2 separate regions of the Mus musculus genome follow, and region 2 is linked to region 1. Evidence: chromatin loops called from intact Hi-C (ENCODE). Cell type or tissue: left cerebral cortex. All regions are shown on one strand.

Region 1 (5,000 bases):
ATATTTTCTGTCCTTTCCCATTCAAAACATGGAGGTTGTCCTTTGACTTAATGAAACATAGAAATCTGAAACCTGTTGCATCCAGAAGCCAGGTAGACAACAAGTAGCACCGGAGTGACCAAAAACCGCAGGGAGTTCTGTGGGCAAAGGGATTTGCTGAAGCAGACACGGGGGGTTGGGTAAAGCAGAAGAAGAATACATCCTTGCATTCCAGGATGTTCAAGGTTTTGTGATTCAGACTCCGAACACTTCACCTTCACCACTTGTCAGCTAAAAATAACCTGAAATGCGTCGGAAAAGTGCAAAGTTCTTTTCATCTCAGCAGAAGAAAAACAACAACAAGAAGAAAGCAACACAGGTCGCAGTCTCCTCCTGGAAGAGCCACTGCAGGCTCACAACAGATGCTGGGGGGTTGATCTTGAAGGATCCGTTTCTGGGATGCAAGAAGCTCGCATTCAAGGTGGCAAAACATCCCAGCTGGCACTCAATTAAGGAACGAATCAACGGTGTCACAAATTCCAAAAGAAACCTGTGAGATTCACCTCTCAGGACAGAACTTTGGTGTAGATGGCTTAGCTGGAGAGGACACTCACTCCATCCAGATGACATGCCAGTACCATATAAAGCCAGGAAAACACCAGGGACTAAAGGACTATTCCAGAAAAGCTCTCCAACCCTAAAAACCAACAAGAGCCCTCTTCTACCCTCCAGGAAGTATCTTTTGTGGCCAAACAAGAAGTCTTGGTGCAGGAGGCACACAGTAGGACCTAAGATAACCTGGAGCTTTTCTGGTCCCAACTACACCCGAATAGGTTAGGGTGACTGATGACATCAACGTAAAAGCCTAACTTTTCACATATGGATGGAGAAGTAATGGGAAGGAGAGACACACAGGAGAGAAGAACAATCTGAAATCAGAGGGGTGGGGAGTGATGTCTGGCATTAGCAACGAGGAAAATGGGGCAGAAATGCCCAGGTGAAAAGGTGGGGCAAGGTCTAGCCTGTGACTTTACACATGGTGGGCAAAGCAGCCCTGTCATGCAGGAGCAGATCTACAGAATTTGGGGTCCATGGGACATAGACTCTGGGAAGCAGGGATCATGACAATTTATTCACTGGCTGTTTATCGCCTGGCACCATGTCCCTTACACACAGGACAGATCTGATAAGGATTTAATAAAGATTCGTTGAATGAATGAATGAATGAATGAATGAATGAATAGGTTAAAAAAAACTTACAAAGAATAAGCATGTGCTATGGTAGAGTTTGGGCTTTGTGAAGGAGTCTAGGCATTGCTCAGGCAGAGAAAAAAGGCAATTTAGGCAGAAGAACTAGCATAATGTATACTGATATGAAATAAATGGCAGCCTGGAGAAGCCAGGGAGCTATGACCCCACCCTGGCGTCTGCACTCGGCAGTACCTAATCGATATCTCACTACATCTGCCACCTCCCCCCAAAAACCAAGAGTATTGCATTAGAATGTGGACAAGCTAATCTGCACTTGGACTTCCACAAAGTCTGGGATGACATCTCATTTTCTAGCACCTCTATTGGCTGAGCACAGCCTATGCACAGTACTGGGCTGGGTGCTGGGGAATGACAGGAAGCTGTAAGTCATTCTTATGGAAGCCAGGGGCTCAGAATCAGAGAGACATATAATTAATGACAGCCCAAGGTCATTATTTATGCGCAGTGCCCAAAGAGGGACATGGCTGGTAGGCTGTTGTGGGTCCAAAGCAGGGTGAGGCTGGCTGTTGGTGGTAGAGAATTTTATCTCATTAACTAACCCTACAACATCTAATCCAGTGTTTTCACCAAGCAGGGAGAGGTCAGGAAGCACCCAGTGTCCTGACCTGACCCCTAGATGGTACAGATCTGACCTGGTACCCAGAACTAATGCCTCTGTTGTAGTTCCAAGCTCTGCTCAACAGAATCTTCTCAAACGGGTCACCAAGGGGATGTCTGAGCCTCTGCAGCTGCAGGAAGGGAAGATTTCTGGACAAAAATAATGTCGATGGGGTATGGGACATGTCTCCAAAGCCCACCCATAACTGGACAATTTTGCCTAGAGTGAGACCTGCAGTGTTGGCTGCAAGGTCTTTCACAGCGTCCAGCTGTGCCCCCCGGCTCAGATGGAACCTGGCTCTTAGCAGGGACTGTAAAATCAGAGAGCTCGTGCAAAAGAAACCACAAAGTAGAGTTGACCTGCCACAAGACCACGGTTACTACTAGGGAATTGCTGAGGGAAGCCAGTAAGATGGTTGTGGCCAAGGCAGTGCGCACTGCCACTTGCAAACCTCGGCTGGGGCAGATCCCAGAAAGGTCAGGGGTCAAAAGAAAAGTTTTATTCTAGACAACAGAAAGCCACTCTAGGATTGCAGCGACACCTGTGAGTTAGAAGTTCCTAGCAGCGTGATGCTGTACCTTATGCCACGTAGACAAAGGTGAGACTCTGAGATGTGTAAGTAAGCAAAGCTATAACGCAGCAGCGGGTTACCCTGGAAACAGACTGGACAAGGGCCTCCAGGCACTAGCTCCCCAGGTTTCCAGAGCAGAGGCATTGATTGGGTGATGCTGACAAAAGAAAAGAAAGACTCCCATCACAGGACGTGAGGACCATAACCCATCCTCAAAGGCAAGGATGGAGGCACAACAAGCAAGCATGTTAGGGGCAGGTGCCTCGATTTTTATCCAGTGATTGAGCTGTTTTATCTTAAACAAAGACAGTTCTTACACAGCGAAGGTGTGCAAGTGGATGGTTTGAAACTCCAGATCAGAAGCAGCAAAACGGAAGACCTGGAGGCAGAGACACACAGTCACCGCCTGGTGGCAGCATATCTAAGCTAAAGACTGAGAGTGTGAAAGGGTGTGTGTGTGGTGGTGGTGGGGGGGGGGGTGTGCACTAAGGGTGTGTGACAACACGTTGGTGGAGGTGGGGGCTGTTGCTCAGGGAGCTAAGGGAGTGGAACAGAGCCATAATCCCCAGGTCAGACCTCCAGTTTTTCCTCTTAGCTCCCCTTCATTAAACACTGAGAGCTCCTCTGTGACCTTCCTACACAGTGGTTGTCTGAGGCTCCCTTTGGGGAAGAACTCATTTTTCCCAACGCTAATCAATAAAAGGACATATTTGTCCCAACAACAGTCACGGGCTCATACTAAAGCCTCCGGTGAACCAATAGTCTGAGTAAGTGGTGAGTGACTTTCCCTAAAACACTGATTTTAAGCCTCTAAGAGTTACCATTAGGAATGACAATAAAGGTGTGCATTGACACACCTGGCTATTCAGACATACAGAAGCAGCTCCCGAGGCATGTCCGCCCCAAGGGCAGCAAACACAACCCCAGAAGGACAGGTTAGGGGGTCCTTTACCCTACTGTGGTGGCAGACAGACTTTCCTCTAGGACCTGAAGACTCAGATTCCTGAGCCAGTTTTCTCCTGATAGACTTAGGGATGTCACTAACTCTTGGACCATGTAGTTTACTCCCTGTAAAGCAGAGGCTCGTGTGGTTTGGTTCTGTGGTTGCTGGGTTCGACCTGGGGAATAATCCCTTCTCTGCTGGTCCAGAAGGATGGCCAGGTAAGACCGAACAGATAAGAGCAGCCATCCCACTTCTGGGGAAGGCAAATGTGTGGGCATCACCATGTTAGCGCAGCATCTGAGATGGGTCTGCTTGCCCTCTGTCCTGCTTCTTCTAGAACGAAACTGTCATCTCACCCGGGCAGTCACTGTGGGTGAAATGAGTGAATCTTCCCAGGCCCGAGTGGCTGCATCTTCTGAACCAGCAGGGAAGAGATCAAGGGAGGAGATCATTCCTGGGTTAGACCCAGTAACCACAGACACAGAAACAACCCAGAGCACGCCAACTGTCAGAAACTTCAGAGATTATATGATCTGGCAAACTAAAACTGTCATCACTTCATTCTCTACCCAAACAGTAGCTGTGCCCTACAACCTACAGCCTGCCTCTTTCCCGGTAACCTCCGTGGGTCTGTGACATCCAGACCCTCCTGACCCTGAGCGACTTTACAGGTTGCCTTCCAGTCACAACGAGTCTGGTCCCATAGCATCCCCTGAAGCACTAGTGAGCATGGGAGCCCTTTGGGAGGCCTGCAATACGATGGGGAAAATTCATATTTTGGAGGAGGGGGAACAGCATGCATGAAGACTGTCAACAGACACTGTCAGTAAGCAAGGAATTCATTGTTCAACAGCCCCCAGGCTAGGGAATGGGCCAGGAAGCAGGTCTGCTTTCTGGATTCCTAAAGGGTCCTGCCCGAAGTTTTCTGCATGAGTCCCTGTGCTAAAGTGGAAAAAGTCAGGTCTTTGTCCACTGTGACTCCAACACCCAGGGAGAGAATCAAGTAGCTGCAACAGAAATGTCCTTGGAAATACATGCTAGCTATGAAGGTAGATGAGCAGGGGTGTGTGTGTGTGTGTGTGTGTGTGTGTGTGTGTGTGTGTGTGTGTGTTCATGTCAGCAGCTGGGTTTCTTTGTTTGGGGATCTTCTTGTTTAGGATCTGAGACAAGGTCTGCTGGTAATCCAGGCTAGTCTTTTTGTTTGGTTGGTTGGTTTTTTTGTTTTTGTTTTTTGTTTTTTTGAGACAGGGTTTCTCTGTATAGCCCTGGCTGTCCTGTGCACCACCACTGCCCGGCTTAATCCCCCTGCCTCAGCCCAAGTGTCGGAATTACAGGAATGAGTAGCCTTGAGCTGTTTTGTTAGCTAGCTCCTGGATCTGCACATGGGGAGAAAACAGCCTTAGAGGCCAAAAGGCTTGCTGGAGGGGACGGGAACTACAACGACGTCCCAAGTTAGAGACAAATTTGGCCTGAGTTAAATGGTATGGAATTTGTGCTCTATAGGTTGTTAGCTGTGGCATTTGGGGAAGTGAACCTCTCTTTAACAGCAGGTAGCAACAGCATCCGTGGGGTTGCCATGTGGATTCAGTGAGTAAAACAGTGTGATGGTGTGGATCATGCCTCCTTCCTCACAGATC
Region 2 (5,000 bases), 67 kb after region 1:
AGTTCAAGTTCCCCCCTGGCCTGCCAGGGAGCGCCATGGGGCCATCTGCTTGGTCAGCAGCTCTCCCTGTGTGGGGAGTCCAGAAGTCATTGCTCCCCATTCTAAATTACTTCTCTCTTTCTCCTATTCAGTAAGAGAAACAACGTGTGAGCCAGCAAGGAACCCATAAACCCAGGCAAAGCTGAGAAAGGGGCTTTGTTCTCCTGAAGCTCAAAGAACAGGTTTGGCTACAGGAGAGGGGAATGGTTTGGGGACAGGGCTGGCTGACCACAAAGGGGAGTCCCAGTTGGGGGAGGGGGGAGCTAAAAGAGAGATGACACTGAATGATTCAGAAACCATCTGAGAAAAGAACAGAGAAGTGACCGCAGGTGACCTTGGAGTGGAGCCCACGTTTGAACCTGTGCACCGTTTTGTTTGTCTGTTCTATGTGTGTGTGCACGCTGGGTGTGTTCATGAAGCCACGGCCCATGTATGGAGGGCTGGGAGCAAGCAACAGGATTTGGTTCTCCCTCTCTACCATGTGGGCCCCTGGGACCAAACTCAAGCTTGGTGACAAGCACCCTTACTCACTAAGCCATGTTGCTGGCCCTGTGGTGCTAGAAGACCAGGAATAGTGGAAGGGCTTAGAGGTGATCCTGGCAGGGAGCTGGTCGGGGTCTGAGAGCTATCCTCAGGTTCTTGGGGGCCAAGACCTGGGGGGAGGGGGGCTCTAGTCTTCACCAGCTGCAGACCTGGCGCCTTTGGGGAAGTCCCAGGCGCTTTCCTCACTCTCTCTGGTAAATAAGAGAAACTATTCAAGCACAGGCTGGTTGCTCTCAAGGCCATTCAACAAGCAAACAAGTCAGGGAATGGAAGAGGAAGACTGACACTCACCCTCTAATGGCAAGAAATTTAAGAAGACCGGGGGATTAGGCTACAGTTGAGTGAACCTTGAACACATCATGCAGTGTGAAGGAAGTCAGTCACTAAAACCACAGACTACATAATCCCATTCATGGGCAAGCCCAGAGTGGGGCAATCTAGAAGAAATACTGGAGAGGAGGTGAGAAGAGAAAAGACCTCTCTTTGAGTTGATAATAACATTCTCCCAGATTCACATACTGGCAAGGACACTAAAGGCCACTTACAGCACTCTTTCAGGCACAGCCAATCAGTAGCCCATGAGCTGAATGTGTCCCAGGATAGCTATGGGTGTGGCTCCACTCATTCATAGATGACATCATGCCACAGTATCAAAAGCTGGGCACACAGCATATTGAGTGCATGCATTATGACATTGTTTTTAAAATAAGGACGCCATACAGGATATTGGCCTGGATGGCTCTCCAGCCTATAGCATGTTAGTGGGAAACCTGGCTTTCCCCTAACTATATATGACCTGCCCTCAGGGCTACTCATAAGTATAGACAAGTACCCAGGGAGCCCAAAGGAACGCAGTCTCACACCGCCTGGCATAGTGTTCCACCACAGAGGACACTGACAGCAGAGTTTTGGACAGCTTTATCCACTACCCCAGCTTTGGTTGTTGGGTTAGAGTCTTCATCTGAACCTGAGTCCACCCTTCAAACCTAGCCCCTTCAGTTATTCCCCTTAGAGCCAGCCATCAAGACACTGGACAGGAAAAGCAGGTTGCTCAAAGGCTTCCCAGTGTGCTGTCCTCTAGTGCACAGCAGCCCAGAGCCCATCCCATCCAGGAAAGGAGACAAACAGGAGCTTAGCCACCTTATTTTTAACTCTCCCCAAACCCTCCATCCACCCAGCTACCATAGCTGTTCCGTGTATCTCAAACACATAGAATAGACCCCTTGCCTGGGACATACTCCTCCCCAGGACCCCCTGCCTTCCCTCCTTCAGGGCTTGCCTACTTTCCCCTGTCCACTTTCCCGATGCACCTGCCTTGATTTTGTTATTCAATGAGCTGTTGCCTCCCCTGTTCTCAGTTACACAGCTTTCATCTTCTTACGACAGTGCCTGGAAACGGCAAGCACTCAATAAAGTTTGTCCAGTGAGTGGACCCTGAGCCACAGTGCTGCTTTATCCCATAGAGCCTGGCTAGGGAACCGCAGGCCATTGATGAACCACCCTCCCAGCCCCTTCAATAATAATAATAAGCATGTATTATCAAAGCCTTTTCTACCTTCGTTCCAAAGTACCATGACCCAAGGCTAGACCTTAGCAGATCTGGAGACAGTTGGCTTTAGCATCTGCTCCCTTCCCTCCCAAGCATTGACTTCCCCCAGCCCACGCTACACGATCTCTCTCAAGAGATGCTATCATCTGGTTTTCATTCTCTCTCAAAGCATCACGCTGGAGCTAGGTAAACACAAGTCAGCCAAACCGAAAACATGGCAACTCTCTCTTCTCATCTAGCAATTCCTCATTTAGTTACTGTTTTCTTTCACACCACCAAAACTCTGTGGTGAACAGAGACCAGACCGACAAGGTTCTCACCAAGAATCTACTACGCCTATAGCCACTGAGGTGTATAGGTGCTGCTCACTAACTGTCTCTCAACGTTGTCCTTACATGGTTTGTCCTGAACCTCAGCGAGCTAAGGACTTGCCAAGTGTACATATGCTCATGAGCTAGAAAGAAACCCAAGACCAACCAGAAGAAACTTCTGGCACCTTTTGATGATTTGCCCACCAAATTCCAATTACCCCTGGGCACATAAGTTACATAGAGAACAGAGTAAGAGTAAAATTAGAGTGTGGTCTCGGTTTTTTACCAAAATTCCAGAGAAGATATACAATCGCGGTGGACAAAGGGGGCTTCTGAAGCTGTCCCTGGACCACCTAAGACTGCCTGAGCGCCCCCTATTGGTTGGATAAGACCCTAAGAGAAGCATCTGGCTTCTTACAGAATCCGCCCTCCACCTCCTATCAACTGTCCTCAGAGTACTCAGAGTTAGAGCTGAGAAAGCGACCCTTGGCAACTTACAGCTAGAAGGGAGAAAAGAAGACTTAGAAACTGGGATAGGTCGAGCCCCAGGCAGGAGCAAGACAGAATCGTGCACAGACCGGTTAGGGGAAACGTGAGAAAGTTCAGAGGGGAAGTTTGCGACAGAGACTGGAGAAAAGACCGGAAAGAATACAAAATCCCCTCACTAAAGACTAAAGAAGTAGGGAGACAGGTCTCAAGACTGGGAGGGTGGTGTCAGAGAGCCTCAAGGACCAGGGGCGCGCGAGCCAGGAGCCGGGAGCTGGAGAGCGCTGCGCCTGCTACCCACCTGAGGCTGCCATGCCGTCCCGGGAGCAGCTCGCATCCCCGGCTGGCACCGGAGCACGGTATCCGGTGCCCACAGCCGCGGTAGGCGACGTCGCTGGCGCGGGGTTAGAAGCAGAGTCCAGCTGTGCTCAGGACAGTGGCGACTCTGGCGCTTCCTCCTGCCGGGCAGCGGGGACTCGCACGGGGGCGTGTCCAGAGGGTCTGCCCCGCCTGCGGGGCTCCGCGTGGCACCTGCACGCGCGGCGGTTGGGGAGGGGAAGTGAGAAGTCCACACGACCAGCCGCCAGCTCCCGGCGCCGACCCCTGCTCGTGCCACGTGTGTCCCGAAAGCAGGCAGCCACCTCGATGTCCCCCAAGAGCAGTCTGAGGTGCTGGAACTGGGGGAGGGAAGACAGACTGTAGGGCTAGCTAGTCTCAGACTTGAAGTGGGGAGGCATAGCACAGCTGTCCCAACCACCTTGTCCCTTGGGACTTGTCCTTGAGACACTGCCCCCAAGAATAGGGAAGGCCTGCAGGAAGGGGAAGGAGAAGCACCTGGCCCTAGGGTCTTGGCGTTGCCCTTGGGTGCCCTCCTGTGACCCTTCTGCATTTCCTTGGATCTGGCCCTCTAAGGGCACATGGGTGTTAAGCATAATCTTTGATAGATAGATGTTATCACTGCCAAGAACCTTCCACACACGATTGTTCCACTTCCACTATCAGAGCTCTTTGGCTTTCTTCCATCTTCCTCCACTTTAAAAAAAAAAAAAAAAATCTTAGTTTATTTATTTTGTGTGCTTGTGTGGGAATGTGCATGCACATGTTGTTCGGTTCACAGAGTGGACAGAGTCTGTTCTCTCCTTCCACCATGGAGTTCTGGTAAATCAAACTGATCAAAGTGGCTAGACACTAGGCAGCAGGCACCCTTACCCTGAGCCATGTCACCAGCCCCTTTCCCACTTCTGAGGGAATACATTAAACTGCCCGGATCGTCCAGGAAAAGACATCTAAGGGCCCCTTGATGGCAGCCTCAATACATCTATCTACAACTTCAGACCCTTGTCCTATAATGTAGCAAATTCACAGATCCTAGAGATTTGAGTCTGGGTATCTTTGGGCATAGTTTCTCCACCTAACACAGGCCAAGGGTCCCTAAAGCAGAGATGAACATGCTGCCTGCCATTCCCCCTGTTTAGGATATCCTTGGCCTCTGCCCCTACTCTGACACACCGTGATAGCCATTTCACACTATTAGAGTTCTTTAATTGAGCTTATAAAAACATTTCTTTATTTTTTCCAGAATGGCTTTAATTGATGCTTCCTGTATTCAGCTCTAAGTTCCTCAAAGTTAGCTCAATCTTTTTTGCTGTGGAGTCTCTATCCTCTGGTGCTAACTCTGGCCAGAAAATGTGCTCAGAAATGCATATGACCAGTAAATCCTTAGATCTGAGATCCAGGGACAGACCCCTCTTTTGAGACACTGAAAATTTGAGAATCCTGAGCCAAGAAGGAGGGACTATAAAATGCCAAAGTTAAGCCGGATGTTATAAAAGCCATTAGAGAGCAATGCTAACGGGAGGATTTAAAGTTTAGAGATCCTGAGCTTGAAGTGTCTGTGTGATGGGGAGCCCTGTCATGGCAGAAGGGCAAGGATGCAAAGGGTTGGGGGTTGAGAACCTTGTCATGGATGCCATCGTTGGAGTTGAGGCAGCAGTAGTGGGTGGGGCAAGGGGGTAAAGAGACAGAACCAGAGCAAGGGCAGAGCCATGGAGACGCCCACGCAAGACCACGGG

What was found. Peaks named below come from ENCODE experiments on the same cell type or tissue, not always from the same donor. Only the 100,000 strongest peaks of a DNase experiment are listed, where the experiment ranks them.
Region 2: a loop joins it to region 1, with 2.3 times the contacts of the local background. A loop is called at or near these places in 10 of 42 quality-filtered maps.

Annotation. Positions count from the first base shown.
Region 1 is chr19:41,314,998-41,319,997 of GRCm38, forward strand. All of the region lies in intron 8 of Pik3ap1 (phosphoinositide-3-kinase adaptor protein 1), which reads right to left. Among named protein-coding and RNA genes, the nearest start is that of Gm52406, 35 kb to the left of the region's middle. In left cerebral cortex, CTCF peaks have their summits at 2,812 (motif pointing right) and 3,023; a DNase peak (open chromatin) is centred at 2,813.
Region 2 is chr19:41,381,728-41,386,727 of GRCm38, forward strand. It overlaps Pik3ap1 (phosphoinositide-3-kinase adaptor protein 1), which reads right to left and starts at 3,375. Exons shown (of 17, transcript NM_031376.4): 1 at 3,230-3,375. The coding sequence starts at 3,242. In left cerebral cortex, a CTCF peak has its summit at 2,804 (motif pointing left); DNase peaks (open chromatin) are centred at 47, 2,797 and 3,410; H3K4me3 peaks cover 916 bases.